Linked DNA regions of Homo sapiens: region 1 is linked to region 2. Evidence: read pairs that join two places in POLR2A ChIA-PET (ENCODE). Cell type or tissue: B cell. All regions are shown on one strand. Each heading gives the region's core, and the rest is flanking DNA. Links, peaks and the distances in the headings are about the cores only.

The links. ChIA-PET counts read pairs that join two places held together with the same protein. Peaks named below come from ENCODE experiments on the same cell type or tissue, not always from the same donor. Only the 100,000 strongest peaks of a DNase experiment are listed, where the experiment ranks them.
Region 1: POLR2A ChIA-PET joins it to region 2 with 6 read pairs; 2 of 35 experiments call an interaction of 5 or more read pairs at or near these places.

Annotation. Positions count from the first base shown.
Region 1 is chr10:74,885,470-74,897,403 of GRCh38, reverse strand. The region is part of intron 3 of KAT6B (lysine acetyltransferase 6B); the gene reads right to left. Among named protein-coding and RNA genes, the nearest start is that of KAT6B, 65 kb to the right of the region's middle. In B cell, for the core only: no CTCF peak of the experiment used is centred there; no DNase peak of the experiment used is centred there.
Region 2 is chr10:73,952,236-73,964,169 of GRCh38, reverse strand. No RefSeq gene overlaps it. Among named protein-coding and RNA genes, the nearest start is that of C10orf55, 35 kb to the right of the region's middle. RefSeq lists enhancers at 1-71, 5,055-5,204, 6,755-7,262, 7,450-7,549 and a silencer at 3,985-4,279. In B cell, for the core only: no CTCF peak of the experiment used is centred there; DNase peaks (open chromatin) are centred at 4,139 and 5,489; H3K4me3 peaks cover 1,140 bases; H3K27ac peaks cover 2,500 bases.

The sequences.
Region 1 (11,934 bases), core at 3,267-5,766, 930 kb before region 2:
CTTCCCCAGGCAGAAAACAGGTACTCTAGGTGCACAATCAGATTACTTCTGGGACAGACACTTCTTGTCATGTTAGAGTGGGGAGCGGGGGAGAGGAAGAGGTGGTGCACGCCAGGATTTGCGTCTGTGCCAGGGCTTGTTTCAAGGCTGGAGAAGGATGCAGTGAAACCAGAAGAAGGTTAGGCTCAGGATTATAATAAAAACTTTCAAATACTTACAAAAAGGGCTCTCTGAAATCTTAAACCATTAAATTTAAACACTGGCAGTTAATAAAACACAAAGCTATTTGTTTAACAGAAAATAGAATCCCAGTATGGCATAATCTTATACCATACACAAATTCACACTTGAACAATATAATCAAGTAGAGTAAACCATATTAAATGTAAAGTCAATAAATTCTTTCTTTGATTGTTGACCCCACACACACACCAAAGAAAAGACTATAAGGGATTTAACAGAAGGAAATTAATCATCATAATACTTTGGTTCAATGCTGATCTAGGGTGAGATAATTTGGGCATTAGTACAGTTTACGTGAAATAAGATTTAAAGCAGCACATTTAAAACAAGCAGAATTCATTAAACAACCTCTCAAAAGGATCATTTCCTCTAATTATTGCTTTTATAACAGAAGACAAAGGCAACCCAATGTAAGTTCATAAAATCTACAATTAGCTGCCAAAATCTTAGCAGATAAAATTAGAAGAGAAAGCATATTTGGAAGCACAATTGGTAAAAAGTTCTGTTATCTTATTTCTAAAAAGGCATTTGCTCTTTCTTTCTACCCATAATCGTTTAAAGTACACAAATAGGCCGGGTGTTGTGGCTCATGCCTGTAATCCCAGCACTTTGGGAGGCCAAGGCAGGTGGATCACTTGAGGTCAGGAGTTTGAGACCAGCCTGGCCAAAATAGTGAAACCCCATCTCTACTAAAAATACAAAAATTAGCTGGGCGTGGTGGCGTGTCCTGTAGTCCCGGCTACTCAGAGGCTAAGGCAGGAGAATAGCTTGAACCCAGGAGGCGGGGGTTGCAGTGAGCCGAGATCCCGTGCCACTGTACTCCAGCCTGGGTGATGGAGTAAGACCACCATCTCAAAAATAAATAAATAAATAAAAAACTAAAGTACACAAATATTATGGACTAGATATTATGGTAGGCCCATGACAAAGAGGAATAAAAAGGCAAAGCTAAGCTAGGTGATCTAGCAGCATATGGTCCTGGAGAGAGGGGGTTTATAAAAGTCCTCACAATACTTTCAGACAAGTGTGCTAACCTGGGCTGTACCTAAGAGGCTATAGGAGAGAAAAGCAGCTGACTGGCTGACTGGAACATTTTCACATCTGGGCTGAGTCTTTAAAGGAAAAGAAAAAGAAGGAGTCTGAAAAACAAGGTTAAACAAGAGGGAAAGGTACATATCCCATATTTCAGGCAAAAAAAAACAACAACAACAACAACAACAAAAAAGCAGTGTGTGGAATGGTACAGAGCTAGAATATTTTTAGGGAATCTTTGGACATAGGAAGGGGATAAGAGGAAGTCATGCTGGGGAAGGTAAAGCTGGAAAGATTGATAGGAACAAGATTAAGGGCCAGGCATGGTGGCTCATGCCTATAATCCCAGCACTCGAATCCCAAGAGTTCGAGACCAGCCTGGCCAACACGGTGAAACTTCATCTTTATTAAAAATACAAAAATTAGCTAGGCATGGTAGCTCACACCTGTAGTCCCAGCTACGCAGGTGGCTGGGGCACGAGAATCGCTTGAACCCGGGAAGTGAAGGTTGTAGTGAGCTGAGATTGCACCACTGCACTCCAGGCTGCCTGGGCCAGAAAGACTCTGCCTCAAAAAAATAAGGAATAAGATTAAGAAGAAGAGCGTTTTGGTGAAACTATGGAATTAATTCAAGCTTTTTATGCCTTACTCATAGGGCCTATTGGGAAGATATTTAAGACCTGATCAAAATCTGTCATATTATTTCCTAAACTTTTCAGTATTACACAATTAATGTTTTAACCATAATAATAATAATAATAATAATATGATTAAAGGGCAAAGTGAAAAGGCAACTTATGAATGGGAGAAAATATTTTCAACCAAATATCTGATAAGGCATTAATACCCGGAATATATAAATAACTCCTACAAATCAAAAAAACAACAAACTAATGCAATTAAAAAATGGGCAAAGCACTTCAAAAGACATTTCTCCAAAGAAGATATACAAATGGGCAAGAAGCATATAAAAAGATGTTCAACATCACTAATCATTAGAGAAATGCAAATCAAAACCATAATGAAATATCACCTCAGACCCATTAAAATGGCAAAAAAAAAAAAACCAAGTGTTGATAAGGATATGAAGCAATGGTAATCTCTGTGCACTGCTGGTGGGAATGTAAAATGGCGTAGCTGCTATAAAGAACAGTTTGGCGGCTCCTCAAAGAATTAAAAACAGAATGATGATCCAGCAATCCCCTTCTGGGTATATAGCCAAAAGGATCTCAAAGAGATTTTTGCTTACCCATGTTCACTGCAGTAGTGTTCACAGGAGCCGAAAGGTAGAAGTACCCTAAATGTTCACCAACAGACAACTAGATAAAGCAAATGTGGTCTATCCATACAATGGAATATTATTCATCCTTAAAAAGAAGGAAATCTTGTCACATGCTACAACATGGATGAACCTTGAGGACATTAAGCTAAGTGAAATAAACCAGTAAGAAAAAAACAAATACTGCATTATTCCACTGATGTGAGTTATCGAAAGTAATCAAACTCTTAGCAACAAAAAGTAGAATGGTGGTTGGTAGAGGCTGGCAGAAGCAGGGAATCAGGAATTGCTTCCTGGGTACAGAGTTTCGGTTTTACAAGATAAAAAAACTCTAAAGATCTGTTGCACTAACTGTTGCATACAGTTAACACTACCATACTACACACTTAAAAATGGCAAAGATGGTAAATTTAATGTTATGTGGTTTTTTTAAACCATAATCAACAAACAAACCAAAAATAACAACATGGCCGAGCACGGTGGCTCATGCCTATAATCCTAGCACTTGGGGAGGCCGAGGTGGGTGGATCACTTGAGGTCAGGAGTTCGAGACCAGCCTGGTGAACATGGTGAAACCCCGTCTCTACTAAAAGTACGAAAATTAGCTGGGCGTGGTGGCTCATGCCTATAGTTCCAGCTACTTGGGAGGCTGAGGCAGGAGAATGGCTTGAACCCGGCAAGCGAAGTTGCAGCGAGCCGAGATCGTGCCATTGCACTCCAGCCTGGGCGACAGAGGGAGACTCCGTCTCAAGGGAAAAAAGAGAGAAAAATATGATTAAAGGCTGCAAAGTTTCAGGCTAATTCATAAGGGGTCCCTCATGCCAATATGGGGACGTGACCTTTATTATTAGCTGTATGTTACATCAACAAATTTAGTGTTCAAGCTAGTAAAATTTCAAATTTCTCAGCCAACACAGTAATTGCTGGCAAGTTGTATGCTTGAAACCTGCAGAGTATAAATAAGGGAAAGTGTGCTAAATTCTAAAATCCACTCCAGTCTACTGGGGTTGAGATTGTTGATTGATTTTGTCATCATGGAAAGCTATTTCAGGATTTAGTAACATTAAAACCACTAATTTTGGCTGGGCGTGGTGGCTCATGCCTATAATCCCAGCACTTTGGGAGGCTGAGGTGGGCAGATCACCTGAGATCGGGAGTTCAAGACTAGCCTGGCCAATATGGTGAAACCCCATCTCTATTAAAAATACAAAAATTAGCTGGGCGTGGTGGTGCATGCCTGTAATCCCAGCTACTCGGGAGGCTGAGCCAGGAGAATCGCTTGAACCCCAGAGATGGAGGTTGCAGTGAGCTGAGATTGCGTCATCACACTCCAGCCTAGGCAACAAGAACGAAACTCTGTCTTTAAAAAAAAACAAAAAACAAAAAAAAAAACCCACTGATTTCTAGACAGTGTTTTAAAAAGAAAATATTATCTTAAATAAAGCCAAACTTTCAGTTATTAAAAAGTCTATTTAGTCTAAATCCAAATTCATTTTATCCAATGTCAAGCTTTTCCCCTAAGAACAGCAGTGAGGAAAAAGAGAGGGGTCCAAGGAATGAAAGGCGGCAAGTGTGAGGAAAGGGAAAGGTCTGCCCACTTTTCTGTGGTCCAGTCCTGCAGCCTGTAAAATATCTTCCACCATTTGCAGGAGTCCACATGCCAGCTCTCTCTAGTGAGACCCCTTTGCTGGGACCTCCATGCTGCCTGATGCAGGCAACGGGTGCCCTTTGACTCAGCTCTCAGTCTCCTCTCAGCTCCTGCCTCTGTGGTTCACCCACAACCTCTTTCTGCTGCGGGCCTAGCCCTGGCAGGCAGCCTTCGCAGGCAGGACAAGTCTTTCAAAAAGACTCAGGCCAGCTGTCCTCCATGTAGACCACCAGGCCCACAGGAAATGTCAAGCGTTTTTGCTGTCCTCTCTCCATACACTGTCCCCAGGGGCAGCTCCAGCCACATGGGGGGCTTTCAGATGAGAGGAAGATACTTGCCTCTGTATTCACAGACATCCCCAAACTCCAGGAAAGCCACACCACACTCACTCAAGAACGCTTTCTCAGGAGTCCATTCTAATCCCACAGCAGCACCTGGCTGGTACCTCTGTGCAGCTCAATGAGATGTCAATCTACCCTCTTGAATTCAACCGTAATCTCTGAGTTATTCTCTTGAGGCCTTTCTCTAATGACTAGGGGAGGACAGAAAGAGGAGAAACCCCCACCTCCCCCAGGCAAGAGCTCCCTACCCCTAAGAGTTCCTTGCAAGCAACTGACTTATACTCTTCTCTTACACAGGTTGGTTATGCTATGGGGGGTATAATAGCTGCTATGTGCACAAAAGGTGGTTAGAGGTATCAGTGCGAAATGTACAAAAGTAAAGGCTAAGTCCACCTATAGTAACACTGATGTGTGCAACCAGGACTATCCAGGAAGAAAATCTTGATAATTTTAGTAACTCTAGTGCCACTACTAACTGTCGCTGCCTTTATAGGAGACAGGGTCTCTCTTTGTCCCCCAGGCTGCAGTGCAGTGGGGCAAATATAGCTCATTGCAACCCCAAACTTCTAGGCTCAAAGGATCTTCCCACCACAGCCTCCCAAGTAGCTGGGACTACAGGTGCACACCACCATGCCTGGCTAATTTGTTTACTTTGTGTAGAGACTGGGTCTTGCTTTTTTGCCCAGGCTGGTCTCGAACTCCTGGGCTCAAGTGATCCTCCTTCCTTGTCCTCCCAAAGTGCTGGGATTACAGGCGTGAGCCACCACACTCAGCCTGTCCCTGCATTTTCTAACACTGTTCAGATTCAAACTCCAGGTGGAAGCAGTCAACAGGCTAAGCCTAAGAAGCATGTCCACCCCTGCAGTTCCTAGGAGGCAAGAACAGAAAATGCCCATTTGAACTCTGCTGGCTTCCACAGCAGAAGGTAGAACCTACCAGGACTCATTATTGGGCAACCTATAGTGGACAGCAGATGTCCATTACAGACATTCCCTATCTGCTTCCTTAAAGAACTGAGAATATCTGTCAAAACAACACTGGTAATGATAAACAATGTTAATTCTGCCAGTCCACGTTACATGCCAATATTGTTCCAACTAAAAAATAATTTATAAAAGCATAGCTCTGATCACTACCACAATCTGCCATCATCAGTCAGAGTCAACAAAAAAATAAAAGCTCCCAGAAGGGCTAAAATCCTTAATGCAAGGCTGATAACAAAGATGGCAGGAGATTATTTAATTTTTTAATGTCAGATCATGTTAACTGCCATGCTTAAATTTGCAAATTGTTGCTTGTTAAAATATCCATTTACTAAAATGATAAATAATACATGTTGTGACACATTAGTGAAACTGTTATTTTTTAAAGCATCACAGACACAGATGAATTACCATTTCGGTGCAAACCCTTGTACCATTTAAGGAAAAACAAGAGGATCTGTTAAGTTACATCGTGGCAGAAAACTCAAGAGTTGCCACCACATTTCCCTACCCCAAAATGACCCTCCACATTTCAGATTCTTAAGGTCTTCTCAGCAAGGCATGTGCAGAGCCAAAACCAGAGCCCAGAAAGTTGACTGAAGGCTTCCTGCCAAAGGCAGCCCTTGCAGTAGCAGCACCAGCTAACATCAAGGTCGAGCTGGCAATGGAAAGGTGGCCAGGTTTAAAAGAAATGCTGTCAGGAATTGCCAGGAATAAAGAAGCCATTCCAAATTGCACTATAGCAAAGGTAACAAGGATCACAGCTTTCCCCAATGTTCATCCATTTCATCCCCCACTAATCTTGCTCAGTAATTTTCATGTTCAATTTTACCTCTTATTCATATAGAGCTCAGCTCTTTGCTTTTATTGAATGGGAATACATACTAGAATTTCCTTTGAAAGAGAAATGGTTATTTGCAAATGCTGGAAGGCAGAGAGTAAAAACAAAGTTTGTAACACAAATATAATTTTGAAATTCAACCATTTATATGCCAAAAAAAAACCCAAACTGTGTTCTATTTACCTTTAACTCAAGATTTGAACATATATCATAAAATCCTTAGAAAACAAAGTGACTGTATTTTAAAAATCAAACCAATGATGGTACAAAAAAAAATTGGTAACCAAAAGATTAAATGTAAAACATGAGTTCACTGACTCAAGGTCAAATTTCTAAACTTGGCATTCTCAGCTCTTCATGGTCCGGCCCTAGCCTACCTTTTTCTATTTTACTTCCTACTGCTTCCCTTTAATAGACGTGTACTCCGAGAAAACTGTACTACTCAGCTCCTCACATTCTCCTGTGTGTATTTTTGTTTGTTTGTTTGTTTGTTTTGAGACGGAGTCTTGCTCTGTCACTCAGGCTGGAGTGCAGTGGCCCGGCTAATTTTTTATATTATTAGTACGGACGGGATTTTGCATTGTTGGCCAGGCTGGTCTCAAACTCCTAGCCTCAAGCAATCTGCCTGCCTCAGCCTCCCAAAGTAATGGGATTACAAGTGTGAGCCACCACACCCGGCCTCCTGTGTGCATTTGTAAATGGTGGGCTCACCTCCCTTTTCTTCTGAATATCTCCTTAAAAATTACATGTCCAGGCCAGATCACTTGAGGTCAGGAGTTCAAGACTAGCCTGGGCAACATGGCGAAACCCCATCTCTACTAAAAATACAAAATGAGCCAGGCAGCTGGCATGTGCCTGTAGTCCCAGCTACTGGGGAGGCTGAGGCAGGAGAATCACTTGAACTCAGGAGGCAGAGGTTGTGGTGAGCCAAGACTACACCACTGCACTCCAGCCTGGGTGACAGAGTGAGACTCTGTCTTAAAAAAAAAAAAAAAATTACATGTCCAAATTCTCCCTTTCCTACAGTGACCAGCTCAAATGGCATCTTGGCCAAGTGTCCTCTCCTTCCTCTGCCTCCCACAGTCCTGGCAATGAGCTATACTCCATACACCTTATCCCTTCTTGAAGAGTCATCTTTGGTCAAAAAGTCACTACTAAACTGTGAGTTCATCTTCACAACACAGCTTTTACTTATGGGGAGACACTCACACTATGCCCTGTTTACACAGGATCCAAGCAGAGCCTGCCTCCAACCTATGGCAGGTCATCTCCTGCCTGCCTTGTGTAAATTCCTCAGATTTAAAAGCCCATTTATTCCTTTGGCTCTTTCCCACTAGGGCTTAGCTCTCTCCCAAAACAATGAATTTTCCTTTCAATGACATTGGATAAGGCTCCTTGATTTGATCTATTTTCTGCCTCCCATCCACTGAGCCTTGCTCCAGGGTATGCCCAGTCCAGTATAAAAAGCCTGGCACCACCTTGTGGGGAGAGAATTTCAACCTCTTTACACAGATGCAAAGGTCCCCATGAGGCAACTGGCCCTGAATTCTGGAGTTCGGCTCCTCCCTTCTCTTGGACCTCAGTTCTCAATTCTCTCCCACTGAATCTTCACAGCTACTTAACTTCTTAATGAAGCTGAACGCTCTATCAACCATCCAGGCCTTAAAGTTCTCAAAGCTGAATATCAAGCATAATCACCCAAGTAGAGAAATGGATCAGACATCAGAGACATCCAGGCAACCTTATCTTGTCTAAAATTATATCTTGTCTAAAAAATATAAATATGTATTTTTAAAATTTTTCGTTACACAATAATGGAATATAATTTCACTGTAAAAAAAATTTGACAACATAGATGACACAGACAAAGTCTCCACTGACACTTCCTCAATCTCGTCCCATGTCTGTCTTAGAGTCCTTTATCCACGTATTTACATATCATCCTTCATCAAATCTAAGATCTTATCACTTGTAATGTGCACTATGCTTCACCAAGAGTTTAAATTAGTAAACTATGTCACCAATTGTTAGATACGCTGATTTCAGAAATGTTAAAAAATCTGAAAAGCATGTTTTAGAATTTACAAATACATATAAATTTTGAGGTTTACAAATATAAATGTAATAATTTTATATTTTTTCTCACTAAAAACGTATCTGAGAGAGCCTCCCACATCAGCTGCATAAAGATCTATACCACACTCTTACACACTTTTTAGGTATCGCATTCTATATGCTGGCTGTACCACTGTACATTTAATCATTCCAATATTTCACCATTCCAGTGCTGGAATGAGCATGTGTTCAGGTGTATTTCACTAGACACAAAATTACCAAATTAAAAGTATGTGATTTTATTTTCAAAGATACAGCCAAACTACCTTCTCCAAAAAGGTCTGAACAATTTATATGCTCAGAATATGAAAGTACACCCATTTTTTCTCATTGCCGCCAAAGAATATTATTCTCTTTAATTTCTGCCAATCTGATGGGATAAAATCATATCTAGTTGCTTTAATGTGTAATTCACTAATTATTAATGAAGTTAAGCATCTCTTTGTATTTATTGGCCATTTGTTCCCTTTCTGTCAATGCCTTTTTATATCTTTTGCCCATTTATTCTAGTGTTTTCTTATTAATATGCAGAAGCTTCTTTATATACTCTGTATTTATCCTTTGTGTATTGCACATGGTCTATTTTCTCCTAGTCTGTTATTTGTTTTTTAATTATATTTGTGATTTTGTCTTTGGTGATACAGACATTACAATCTTTTAATGGTCAAATTTATTCATCACTTCCCAGCTATACCCAAGATTACTTACATGTACGTAATACTTTCTTCTAACAAGAAACCCATTCTTTGCAAACTCCACTGGGTTCTGGCCTGGCAGTGCTTGAAGGGATATGAGATACACTCCTACAACCCACACATTGGAGAATTTCCATACAGCTATCCTGACCCCACCTCTGAAAGAGGCAGGTGTCAGTCAGTGCTCTGCCAGCCTGTGGGCACTATTTCAGGAAGGACCAGCCAGTTCTCTTTTTTTTTCCAGACAGGATCTCACTCTGTCAACCAGGCTGGGCTGCAGTGGCACAATCATAGCTTACTGCAGTCTCAATCTCCCCAAAGTGCCTCAGCCCAAAGCACTGGAATTATAGGCGCATGCCCCACACCAAACTACCTTTTTTTTTTTTGAGGTGGGGTCTTGCTATGTTGCCCAGGCTGGTCTCAAACTCCTAGGCTCAAGCAATCCTCCTGGCTTAGCCTCCCAAAGTCTTGAGATTATGGGCAGGAGCCACTGCACTTGGCACTAGTTTCCTTTCTTAACATCAAAGCCAGAAGCCTAACCCATTCCAGGCTAAATGTGCCAGCCTGGTCAGCCTGACATCATGGCTCAAAACCAGAGACCAGGCTGGGCATGGTGGCTCACACTTGTAATCTCAGCACTTTGGGAGGCTGAGGCAGGTGGATCACCTGAGGTCAGGAGTTCAGGACCAGCCTGGCCAACATGGTAAAACCCCATCTCTACTAAAAATACAAAAATTAGCTGGGCATGGTGGCATGTGCCTGTAATCTCAGCTACTCAGGAGGCTGAGGCAGAATTGCTTGAACCCAGGAGGCAGAGGTTGCAGTGAGCCAAGATTGCGCCACTACACTCCAGCCTGAGCAACAGAGCAAGACTCCATCTCAAAAACAAAAAACAGAGACGAAAGCCCTGCCACACAGAGAGGCAAGCATCCCACTATCCATGGCTCAGTCCCTGGGCCAGGAGTGTCTGGACACCCTATGGAAAGACTGTCACCCCACCCCTCTCTCCTGTAGTCTCAGATGTAACATACTGCCTGCAGAACTGCATCCCTGACCTGGTAGAAACCAACCCCAGGGCATTGGGTAACTCTGATGACTAGATCCTGGTCTGACATGCCCAAATGCCAAGGTGTAGTCCCTGCGAGACAGTCCCCTGTCCCCAGAGAGACGGTGGAGAAAGGCTGGCTCTTCTCCCTTCACACCTGCACTATGAGATCAGGTCTTTGATTCCTCTGCATTCTGCTCCCCACTGCTGACATGGTCTCCCTTACAAGATATGCCATAACCTACTGCCCAGCCTGTCCAAACCTCACGTATCAGGCCCTCAGGACTCACCCAACTACCAGAAAGAGGGCCCAGGACAGTTAGGTTCCGAGTTCCCTGACTCCAAGCAGGGTGAAGTGAGCTCTGGTTCCTGGGTCAGTGTAATACACTGGGTTATGGATGGGTCAGAGGTTGGTGGGAACACATACCTTCCCTCTCTGCGATACATGAATTATTTAGTCAAGAACATAGCACTTAATGGGCAGGTAAGGTGGAAGTACAGAGTAGGAGCAGATGCAGCCTATGTTTCTGTGGCTTGTCCTTTGCCCCTGGGTTTCCACCTAAGAGCATCAGCCAACTATAACACCAAGCTCAGGTGGGGTCCTCCCAGATGTGGGGCACGGGGGAGCGGAGAGGAAGCTGAATCTTTGCTGTGGCTTTTAAATACTCTGGCTTATCTACTCATCACTATACTTACGTTTAAAGGAATATTTATATACATTAGATACTCCTGGTTGGTGAGTCAAACTCGGCATTTTCAAGAATTCCTCCTCACCTGGGATGCAGGTGGGGGTGAAGAAGGCTCTGTGTCCAGGTGTCCCTGCCTCCAGCTTCCCAATCTTTGGAAAGTCCATCTCCCAGAACTGTGATGGCCTGAGAGGCCTGCTCCAACACACATGAAACTCAGCAGAACATCGCAGGGCATACCTGGGAAAATTCCAATCCCACCTCAACCTTCTCTCAGACAAAATTAATCTTGCCTGTCAGAGCCAAATGTAACCTAATGTTCCCCTGATGTAAACAGCTCCCCCTTCTCCTGTTACAGCCCCAACCATCGTGCTTGCACAAACTGAAATCCTACTGTTTACAGCCTGATGATAACCCAGTTGGCATTCTGTGCTCTAAGCTACTCCCTTAGAAAGAGCTTCCCCTGGCCGGGCGCAGTGGCTCACACCTGTAATCCCAGGACATTGGGAGGCCAAGGTGGGAGGATCACAAGGTCAAGAGATCAAGACCATCCTGGCCAACATGGTGAAACCCTGTCTCCACTAAAAATACAAAAAATTAGCTGGATGTGGTGGCGTGCACCTGTAGTCCCAGCTACTCGGGAGGCTGAGGCAGTAGAATCGCTTGAACCTGGGAGGCAGAGGTTGCAGTGAGCTGAGATCGTGCCACTGCACTCCAGCCTGGTGACAGAGCAAGACTCCATCTCAAAAAAAAAAAAAAAAGAACTTCTCCTTGACCTTTCAAGGCCTCCCCAGCAGGACTCAAAATAGGCAGCCTCACCTAAGTCCCACTCACCTCTGAGTCCTCCACAATATTTACTACACTTCTTTATCCTAGATAACATTTTCTAAATATTTGTTCAATTAATTATATTGGAATTATTTCTGGAATTAATTTTTGCCTTCCCAAAGTTCATATCTAGCATATTTAAGTTTGATAAACTTGCATCTTTATTAAAGAAATCTCTCATTGGCCTAATAGCAATAT
Region 2 (11,934 bases), core at 3,958-6,457:
GAAATAGAAAAATATCAACTGCAACCCACTACTTAAAGATAATCATTGTTATCATGCTTCCAGACCTCTCTTTATACACATATGCCTGGTTTTATCCTGATTTCAGTAGAATAAAATCTAGGGTTGGTTAAACCTCCAGAAAGAGAGTGAATGAATTGTCCAGTGCAATTTATCCGATTTCTCCTCTCCTTTAAAAGCTCTAGCTCAAGGAATCTGCACTTGGGACTGAGTCCACTCTCCTGGTCTCCAAGAGGCTCAGGTGTTTTGCTGGATGCACCATCCCAAGCACACAGTAAGCACTCAATAAATTCTCTCCAATTGCATTGTGAGGGACAGGTTCTTCTGTCAGGGAGCATAGCTTCTGCTCCCACGAGCATATTTAAGAGTTGCAAGGCTGGACACGATGGCTCACAGTACTCTGGGAGTATTGTGGGAGGCCAAGGTGGGCGGATCACCTGAGGTCGGGAATTCGAAACCAGCCTGGCCAACATGGCGAAACCCCAACTCTACTAAAAATACAAAAATTGGTTGGGCGCAGTGGCTCACACCTGTAATCCCATCACTTTGGGAGGCCGAGGCGGGCGGATCGCCTGAGGTCGGGAATTCCAGACCAGCCTGACCAACATGGAGAAACCCTGTCTCTACTAAAAATACAAAATTAGCAGGGCGTGGTGGCACATGCCTGTAATCCCAGCTACTTGGCAGATCGAGGCAGGAGAATCGCTTGAACCTGGGAGGCGGAGGTTGCAGTGAGCCAAGATCGCACCATTGCACTCCAGCCTGGGCGACAAGAGTGAAACACCATCTCAAAAAAGCAAAACAAAACAAAACAAACAAACAAAAAACAAAAATTAGCCAGGTGTGGTGGCACATGCCTGTAATCCCAGCTACTTGGGAGGCTGAGGCATGAGAATCGCTTGAACCCGGGAGGTGGAGGTTGCAATGAGCCCAAATGGTGTCACTGCACTCCAGCCTGGGCAACAAAGTGAGACTCTGTCTCAAAAAAAAAAAAAAAAAAAAAAAAAAAAAAAGCCGGGCGCGGTGGCTCATGCCTGTAATCCCAGCACTTTGGGAGGCCGAGGCGGGCGGATCACGAGGTCAGGAGATCGAGACCATCCTGGTTAACACGGTGAAACCCCGTCTCTACTAAAAATACAAAAAATTAGCCGGGCGAGGTGGTGGGCGCCTGTAGTCCCAGCTACTTGGGAGGCTGAGGCAGGAGAATGGCGTGAACCCGGGAGGCGGAGCTTGCAGTGAGCCGAGATCACGCCACTGCACTCTGGCCTGGGCGAAAGAGCGAGACTCCGTCTCAAAAAAAAAAAAATAAAAAAAAGCGTTGTGGGTTCTTTTGCCCCTCCAGATGGTGCTGGTGCTGGAGCCAAGTAAAGAACCACTTGCCCCAGTGAGCCTAGAAGACACAGGCATGCCATCACTCAGAGAGCAAAACTGATCCTACTACTGTAGTCCCATTTAAAGCCCTTGGTGCATTTATAATCCTGTCTTTCTCATGGCTGCTGATGAGGAGGGAAGCTTTGGGGACAAAGATGGACACAGGCCAGGTTGTATATGTGTATTCTGGGAGTTGGGGGAGCGAAGTTACTGTAGCAAAACCTGGATTCAATGGCACTTCTGGACCTCACAGGAGCTCCTGTCATCTGGGCCAGCCTAGCTTCAGGGGGATGGAGAACCACCCTTAGCTAATGGAGGGGCTCACTTTAAAGGGCAGTGGCATTTCCCTGCCTGGTCATGAAACCTTAGCTGAGCAAGCAGAGCGAATGCTTGTCACATCAAGGCAGGCCATGACAGAAGCTAGTTAGGGACTCAGGGAAACCCATCTTTCCTTCCCACTTCCCACTAACCAGCACTTCCCTGCCACACACACACAAGCACATACTTTCTCTGGAAAAAAAAAAAGATATCACAAAATGCTAAATTTTGTTATGTGTATTTTACTACAATTTGTAAAAACCAGGTTCAAGGTAGGCTGCAGTGGCTCACGCCTGTAATCACAGCACTTTGGGAGGCCGAGGTGGGCAGACCATGAGGTCAGGAGTTCGAGACCAGCCTGGGCAATGTGGTGAAACCCTGTCTGTACTAAAAAATACAAAAAAATTAGCCAGGCATGGTGGCACACGCCTGTAGTCCCAGCTACTCAGGAGGCTGAGGCAGGAGAATTACTTGAACCCAGGAGGCGGAAGTTGCAGTGAGCTGAGATCATGCCACGGCACTCCAGCCTAGGCGACAGAGCAAGACTCTGTCTCAAAAAAAAAAAAAACTCAAAAAACCAGGTTCAATACCAAACCAGGTTCAACATTCTATTCTCTTTCCTTGTCCCTACATCTATGTATTCCCCAGTTGTTTCTCCAAACACTGTAATACACATTTTTGTATTTGATCCCCTCAACTTGTGGTATAATGAGTAGTTATTGTTAGTTACCAGAACCAGGGACTACTAATTTTTTCTTTTAATTAACTTTTTGTTGGTATAACATATATACAGAAAAGTGCACAAACCATATACAAATTACATAAATATCTATAAATTTGCAAAAGGCAAAACACTCCCGAGTGACTAATACCTAAAGGAAGGAACAGAACATCGCGAGCACCCCAAAAGCCCCCTCTTGACACCTTCTAGTCACTAATCTCCCAAGGGTAATTCTTATCCATGGGTGAACAGCATAGATTAATTTTACCTATTTTTGAACTTGACATAAATGGAACCATCAGTATATGCTCTTCTGTGTCTGATATCTTCCATGTAATATTATGGTTGTGATAGTCATCCATGTGGTTGTGCTTAGTGATACATTATTTATTCCCGTTGCTGTGTAGCACTCCATTGTATGAATTCACCATGATTTATTTATCCATTCTATTGTTGGTGGACATTTGAATTGTTTCTGTTCTTAGCTTTTACATATAGTGCCACTATGAACATTGTTTTTTCGTGTTTTTTTTGGTGACAGAATCCCGCTCTGTCGCCCAGGCTGGAGTGCAGTGGCGCGATCTCGGCTCGGCTCACTGCAAGCCCTGCCTCCTGGGTTCACGCCATTCTCTCGCCTCAGCCTCCTGAGTAGCTGGGACTACAGGCGTCTGCAACCACGCCTGGCTAATTTTTTGTATTTTTAGTAGAGACAGGGTTTCACCATGTTAGCCAGGATGGTCTCGATCTCCTGACCTCGTGATCCACCCGCCTCGGCCTCCCAAAGTGCTTGGATTACAGGCGTGAGCCACCACACCCAGCCAAACATTCGTATAGATGTTTTTATGTATATGAACATGCATTTTTTTAGAAACGTAATTGCTTATCACACCTTTTGCATATGTTCCACTTTGATAGTTGTCAAATGGTTTTCTAAACTGGCAATTTACATTCTCACTAGCCACATGTGAAAGTTCCAGTTGCTCTATGTCCTCACCAATACTGTGTTGTCTGTCTTTTTCATTTTAGCCATTCTGGTGAATGTACAAGGATATCTTATTGTATTTTAACTTGCATTTTCTTGCCAATTAATGAATTGGTGTCTTTTTGTATATTTATTAGCCATTTGGGTATTTTGAGATGTTTTAAAGGGTGTTCTTTCTCCTGGTTATGAAAATAATACATGCTGAGGTGGGTGAATCACTTGAGGTCAGGAGTTTGAGACGAGCCTGGCCCACATGGTGAAACCCTATCTCTACTAAAAAATACAAAAATTAGCCAGGTGTGGTGGCATGCACCTGTAATCCCAGATACCCAGGAGACTGAGGCAGGAGAATCACTGGAACCCGGGAGGTGGAGGTTGCAGGGAGCCCAGATAGTGCCACTGCACTCCAGCCTGGGTGACAGAGTGAGATTCTGTCTCAAACAAACAAACAAACAAAACCATGCTAATTGAAGAAGGTTTGGCAAATACATAGTGGCTTTGTACTATGTCAGTTTAGCTAAACTGAAACTATGTTTTTCAGAATTTCTTTCTCTGTATGGTTCTGGGCTAGGGTTGGCCACAGAAAATTTGCACAAGATTGGAGGGCAGAGGTGAAGCAAACATGCTTATGCTCAGAAGGTCAGTGTAGAGGCAGGTGCCGTTCTAACTTATGGTATCTCAGATCTGCTAGCTCACCCTGTGGCCATGGGATAGACTTGAGCCTACATCTCCTTCAGCTCCCATGACAGATCTTCCTTCAGCATTTTCAGTCCCTGAGTCAGGTCTGTGTTCAGCTTTATGATGAAGGTTCAGCAATTCCTGCAGGTCGCCCACATAATTGAAGTAGGAAGTTTTAGAGGCAGTGAGACATTGATACAGGCTCTATTTCATCCTGTGGGTGCCCTCTGGTTCTTTTGGACTCCCACTGGTCCTTACTGTCCCATACTTCATGTCTACCTGTTATTTCTGACTTCAGTCCCAGCACCAGAAACAGAAGCAACTGTTGTATACAAACTGCTTAACCAGTTCCCACATTGCATAACACCAAAACCCCACAAGAAACATCTTACTCTATGCCGTGCCTGATAATTCTGCTTCTCTAATTAAGCCTTGACCAATAATAGGCATTAAGAAGTAAACCATGGCCAAGCACAGTGACTCACGGCTGGAATCCCAGCACTTTGGGAGACCAAGGCGGGTGGATCGCCTGAGGTCAGGAGTTTGAGACCAGCCTGACCAACATGGTGAAACCCCATCTCTACTAAAAATACAAAAATTAGCCAGGTGTGATGGTACACGCCTGTAGTCCCAGCTACTCAAGAGGCTGAGGCAGGAGAATGGCTTGAACCCAGGAGGCAGAGGCTGCAGTGAGCTGAGATCACACCACTGCACTCCCGTCTGGGGTGACAGAGTCAGGATCCGTCTCAAAAAAAAAGGAAACCAGGCCAGGCACAGTGGCTCACATCTGTAATCCCAGCACTCTGGGAGGCCGAGGAGGGAGGATAACCTGAGCCTATGAGTTCAAGACCAGCCTGGGCAATATAGCAAGACCCTATCTCTACAAAAAGTTAAAAAATTAGCCAGGCATAGTGGCATATGCCTATAGTCCCAGCCACTTGGAAGGCTGAGGTGGAAGGATCACTTGAGCCCAGGAGATCAAGGCTGCAGTGAGCTGTGATCACGCCGCTGCACTCCAGCCTGGACAACAGAGCAAGACCCTGTCTCCCACTCCAAAAAAAGTAAACCAAACTCGCCTGTAATTCTATACCCAGAGAGGACCACTATCGACATCTTAGTGTGATTCTTCCTGCCTGCGGTATTTTAAGTGAAGAGAATGAGCCTGAGACAGGTTAGATGACTGCTCAGCTTTCAACTAGCTGGTGGCAGAGCTGTGCCTTCAGAAGTCTGGTTTCATCTCTGCTCAACTAGCATCACTTCCACTGTGCCTCAGAATCCCTAAGTGACCCTTTACTCCTCTGACCTTCCTGGGAGGCCTTCTTGCTCTGAGCACAAGCTCTGGGGCATGTGAAAGCAGCCATTATCCGTATCTTCCCGAGCTCTGCAGCCACCTGCTTTGACAGCTTCCCCATTTTGTTCTAACCAAACTGCAGGAGTTTCACCTTCCTGTTCCTCTTCAGAAAACAAACAAAAAACTATCTCTTTTTTTTTTTTTTTTTGAGACAGAGTCTCACTCTGTTGCCCAGGCTGAAGGTGCAGTGGCACAATGGCTCACTGCAGCCTCCGTGCCCCACCCCGGGTTCAAGCTAGTCTCCTGCCTCAGCCTCCTGAGTAGCTGGGATTACAGGCGCCCACCGCCACGCTCAGCTAAATTTTGTATTTTTAGTAGAGATGGGGTTTCACCATATTGGCTAGGCTGGTCTCGAACTCCTGACCTCAGGTGATCCACCCACCTTGGCCTCCCAAAGTGCTGGGATTACAGGTATGAGCCACCGCTCCCAGACACAAAAAAAAAGATCTTTACAAGATCTTTTAGGTGGGCGCAGTGGCTCACATCTGTAATCCCAGCATTTTGGGAGGCTGAGATAGGCAAATTGCTTGAGCCCAGGAGTTCAAGACCAGCCTAGGCAACATACGGAGACCCTGTCTCTACAAAACATACAAAAAAAAAATCAGCCAGTGTGTGTGTGTGCCTGTAGTCCCAGCTACTTGGGAGGCTGAGGCAGGAGGATCACCTGAGCCCTAGAGGTTGAGGCTGCAGTGAGCCGTGATGGTGCTACTGCACTCGAGCCTGGCCAATAGAGTAAGAGTGAGATCTTGTCTCAAAAAAACAAAAAGGAAATTAAAAAAAAAAAACTCTAGCCAGCCATGGTGGCTCATGCCTGTAATCCCAGCACTTTGGGAGGCCGAGGTGAGCAGATCACGAGGTCAGGAGTTCGAGACCAGCCTGGCCAACATGGAGAAACCTCGTCTCTACTAAAAATACAAAAATCAGCCAGGCATGGTGGTGTACCTGTAGTCCCAGCTACTGGGGAGGCTGAGGCGGGAGAATCACTTGAACCCGGTAGGTGGAGGTTGCAGTGAGCCAAGATCACACCACTGTACTCCAGCCTGGGCAACAGAGCGAGACTCCGTCTCAGAAAAAAAAAAAAAAAAGAAAAATATATATATATATTTTAAAAGTCATGCCATGTCATCCGCATATCTCCATCTGGAGCACTAACAGAGAAGTGGTGGCCACCAGGGGGCCAGAGAGAGCCCAAAGCCCTCCCCTCCCTACCAAACACAGGTGTCAGAGACATGGTCCTCTAAGTAAGCATTACTATCTCAAGGTTTCTCTTAACATATAAGTACTCCTGAGAGGGGGAACACAAGAAATCCTGAATTCTTCAGAATGAATAATTCAGAAGATGTAGTGATAAGTGATACGGTGTCATCAAAGCTTTGGTAGACAACAGTGAGCAGGGCTTGGCTGGGGAAGAGAAGGCAAAAACAAACTTTGCCTACTTTGCCTATTGTCTGGGAGCCTCTTGGACTCTGGGTTTTACAATAACAAGAGGTAACGGCTTTTCTGCCAAACCTGTGTCCTGGGCCTGGGCTCAGCTCCTCATTTGGAGGTGGAGGAACTAGGAGGGCAGATTTGCTTTCCTGAGAACAGAACCAGAGAGAAGCAATTGGGAATGGAGCGTAATTTAGAAACCAGTGATGGTGAGAAGCAGCTGGTGGCTCACTCCCGGCATGTCAGTCCTGCCTGGCTGGTTTCTTGAAGAGGAACAAGAATGCTGTATTTAAGGTTTCTTGCTTTTCCCCCCCACTTCCAATGGCTGCAGATACTGGCGGCCTCTTTCCTGGTCTGCTCCTGTCACTGCCCTCTGAGTGGAAGGGACGGTTGCCCCACAGATTGGCTGAAGAGCTGGAGCCTCAGGCTGGCAGGGAGGCCACAGCCCAAAGCACAGGGGCACCCAGGGGTAACATTATCCTGCCAAAGCCAAACAAGGAACTGAGTGTTTAGAATAACTTTAAGAAAGTTGTGGGCGTTTTCTCTGTCAGGGAAACCAGAAACCACAGTGAGATAATGGATAGCTATATTCAGGTCACAGATTATCAGCTGCCACTGCTGCTTCCTGTTCAAATTTGATGAAACTTCTTTCTAGTCACTGGAGCCTCCTGGATTCTGCGGGCATGTCAGCATTTAGTGATGTGGGACTCAGAGTTCCACCTAAGGACCTGACATAACCCGGGGGCAGAAACCGTTCTTTTGGGGTGAGGCTTCAGGGGCCAGCTCCTGGTGGAGGAGATGGTAGGTAAGGGGCCAACAGTAAGAATACAGTTTCCCGAACTTTTAGGGTGCTTCAGGCTCTTGGGCTAGGAGATTTTTGTGCATTATCTCATTTGACTCTCAAACCACCCTATGAGAGAGGTACTATTAGGATCCCTTATTTATTTATTTTATTTTATTTTAGAGACAGGGACTTGCTCTGTTGCCCAGACTGGGGTCCAACGAGGCAATCAGGGCTCACTGCAGCCTCCACCTCCTGGGCTTAAGGGATCCTCCCACCCCAGCCTCCTGAGTAGCTAGGACTATAGGCTCATGCCACCACACCTGGCTAATTTAAAAATTTTTTTATTTTGTTGAGACAGGCCTCACTTTGTTGCCCAGGCTGGTCTCAAACTCCTGGCTTTGAGCAATCCTCCCGCCTTGGCCTCCCAAATTGCTGAGATTATAGGTGTGAGCCACCTAGCCTGGCCTGTGATCCTCATTTTATGGGTGAGGAAAGGGGCTCAGAAATGTTGTCAATTGTCCAAGGGTCACAGGGGCAGAACTGGAAACCAAAATCAAAATCAGGATTTTTTTTTTACTTTCTTTCTTTCCCTCTCTTTCTTTCTTCCTTTCTTTCTTTTCTTTCTTTCTCCTCTTCCTCCTCCTCCTTTCTCTCTCACATAGTACTTTATTGAACTATAACTTACATATACCTACTATGTAATATATTAGGCCATGTCCACATAATTGTCCACATAATATGTGGTATACACTTATACCATTATGTCCATGTAGCCACCACCCGGATCAAAATGAGACTATTTCTATCACACTCCAGAGTTCCTTCATGCCCCTTTCCAGCAAATACTCACTCCCCCTAGCCTCCAATGTAACCAATATTCTGACCTCTATTCTCATAGATTAATTTTACCTATTCTCGAACTTCGTGTAAATAGAATCATATTCTTGTCCAGGAGTGATGGCTCACACCTGTAATCCTAACACTTTGGGAAGCCGAGGCAGGCAGATTGCCTGAGGTCAGGAGTTCGAGACCAGCCTGGCCAACATGGTGAAACCCCATCTCTACCAAAAATACAAAAAGTTAGCTGGGCATGGTGGCACACACCTGTAGTGCCAGCTACTCAGGAGGCTAAGGCATGAGAATCACTTGAACCCAGGAGACAGAGGTTGCAGTGAGCTGAGATTGCACCACTGCACTCCAGCCTGGGCAACAGAGCTAGACTCTGTCTCCCAAAAAAAAGAAAAAGAAAAAATAGAATCATATTCTTGTATGTGGTTTCTTCTGTTCCATATAGTATGTCTGTGGATTTTCCCACATTGCTGTACCAGCAGTATGTTCCTTTTTTATGCTGAATTGTATTCCGTTTTATGAATCTACCACCCAATTTATTTATCCATCCTCCTGTTGAATACTTAGATTTTTCTTTCCAGTTTCAGGCTATTTTGAATAACACTGCCATGAACATTCTTATTAGGGGGAAATATGTTTAACTTTATTAAGTACACCAAACAATTTTCCAAAGAGATTGGGCCATTTTATATTCCCAACAGCCCTGTACGAGAGTTCTAGTTGTTCTACATCCTTGTTAACACATGGAATTGTCAGTCTTTTCATTTTAGCCATTAGAGTGAGGGTGAGAAATCAGGTCTTTCTTATTCCAAAGCCTATGCAGCATCATAAAACACTCAATCTGGCTGGGCATGGTGGCTCATGTCCGTAATCCCAGTACTTTGTGAGGCCAAGTGGGGGTGAATCACCTGAGGTCAGGAGTTCAAGACCAGCCTGGCCAACATGGTGAAGCCCTGTCTCTACTAAAAATACCAAAAAAAAAAAAAAAAAAGCCATGCATGGTGGTGCACACCTGCAATCCCCACTGAGGCAGAAGAATCGCTTGAACCTGGGAGGTGAGGTTGCAGTAAGCCAAGATTGCACCACTGCACTCCAGCCTGGGCAACAGAGCGAGACTCTGTCTCAAACAAGTAAATAAGGCTGGACGTAGTGGCTCATGCTTGTAATCCCAACACTTTGGGAGGCTGAGGTGGGTGGATCACCTGAGGTCAGGAGTGACCAGCCCGGCCAACATGGTGAAACCTCGTCTCTATTAAAAATACAAAAATTAATCGGGCGTGGTGGCAGGCGCCTGTAATCCCAGCTACTCAGGAGGCTGAGATAGGAGAAATGCCTGAACCCAGGAGGCGAAGGTTGCAGTGAGCCGAGATCGAGCCACGGCACTGCAGCCTGGGTGACAGAGCAAGACTCTGTCTCAATAAATAAATAAATAAATAAAATAATAAATAAATCACTCAATCTGAGCTCCTGCCACATCCATGACTCCCTGTCCTGAGGAATAACAGGCCTAAATGCCACTTAATCCTGGCAGCAAGGATGGGAAGCAGCTCCCCAGCACGGCAGGATGCCGTGGAAATCCACCTCCTTCATCATTTCTGAAGGGTACCCACCAACTTCAAGGTTGGATGTGTACATGCCATTTTCTGGGAAAGACTCTCAGAAAATGCTCTCTTGTGGCTTTGGATACAAGGGTGCTCCAAGTGTGTGGCCAGTGTGGTCAGAGCCTAGTGGCGTAAGCCTTCTTCTTCTTTCCTAACAGCTTTGAAGTGGTTCAAGCCAGAACATCAGAGGGATCTTGAGGACAGGGCCTGGCCCAGCACTGTGGTTGGAAGCATAAAAACCCTCAAGTTACATTCCAGCTTGGCCTCATCTCCTAACATGACCTTAGGCAAGTCATTTAACCTGTGACTCAGTTTTCTCAACTCTTAAATGGGGCAACAATGCCTGCACTCCATTCCATACAAGGTCTCTCAAAGGCTCCTTACTGTTTCTAGAGTGTCTGTTTCTCAGCTCATCTTCCCCCCATGTCCACTGTGCTTCTGCCTCATTGACCAACTGAATGTTCATGAAAAGGATGTCCTCTTTCACTCCTCTGTATTGTTATAAAAGGTACTTTATGCAAGATGGTCTCTTTTTTCTGCAATGCCCTTTCTCACCCAGTCCAACTGGCAAACTCCTCCTCATTCCTCAAAACTCAGCTTAAGCAGCACCTCCTCTGTGAAGCCTTCCCTGGTCATCCCTGGACCCTCCTGGCAGATGGATGACCCCATAGTATTTGGTATTATACATCCTCACAAACTACATTATTTTCTTGTGAGTCTTCCCACCAGACTATGAGCTTAAGAAGAAGCACCATCTCAGGCACATAGCAGATGCTCAATGAACATTTATTGAAGCATGAGTGAATATTAAATAAAAAGAAATATGGAAATAGTCAAAAAGGAAAATTAAACCATCATTATTGTCTCTGATAATTAAAGAAATGTATACATATTGTAGGGCCGGGCGTGGTAGCTCACACTTGTAATCCCAGCATTTTGGGAGGCCAAGATGGGCGGATCACTTGAGGCTAGGAGTTCGAGACCAGCCTGGCTAGTATGGTGAAACACTATTTCTGCTAAAAACACAAAAATTAGCCAGGCGTGATGTGGCGTGCCTGTAGTATCAGCTACTTGGGAGGCTGAGGCAGGTGAATTGCTCGAACACGGGAGGTGGAGGTTGCAGTGAGCCAAGCCAAGATCCTGCCACTGTACTCCAGCCTGAGCAATAGAGTGAAACTCTATCTCAAAAAAAAGTGTGTGTGTGTGTATGTGTGTGTGTGTATATATATATATGTATATATATATATACACACACACATATTTTTCCCCAAAATAAAAATATGTATACATTTTTCCCATAACTGGGGTTATACTGTTCTGAATCTATTTTTTTATTATATCATAAACATCTTTTCAAAAATAAATTGAGGTCTGGCATGGTGGATTATTCCTATAATCCCAGTACTTTGGGAGGCCAAGGCAGGAAGATTGCTTGAGATCAGGTATTCTAGACTAGCCTGGGCAACATAGCAAGACCCCGTCTCTACAAAAATAAAAAAATTAGCTGGGCATGGTGGTGCATGCCTGTAATTCTAACTACTTGGGAGGCTGAGAAAGGAGGATTGCTTGAGCCCAAGAATTCAAGGCTGCAGTGAGCTCTGATTGCACCACTGCACTCCAGCCTGGGTGACAGAGCAAGACCCTGTCTCAAAATAAAATAAAATATGACCAGCCTGGGCAACACAACAAAACCCCATCTTTACTAAAAATATAAAAATTAACAGCATGTGGTGGCATGTGCCTGTAGTCCCAGCTACTTGGGGGACTGAGGCAGGAACATTGCTTGAACCTGGGAGGTAGAGGCTGCAGTGAGCCGAGATGGTGCCACTGCAC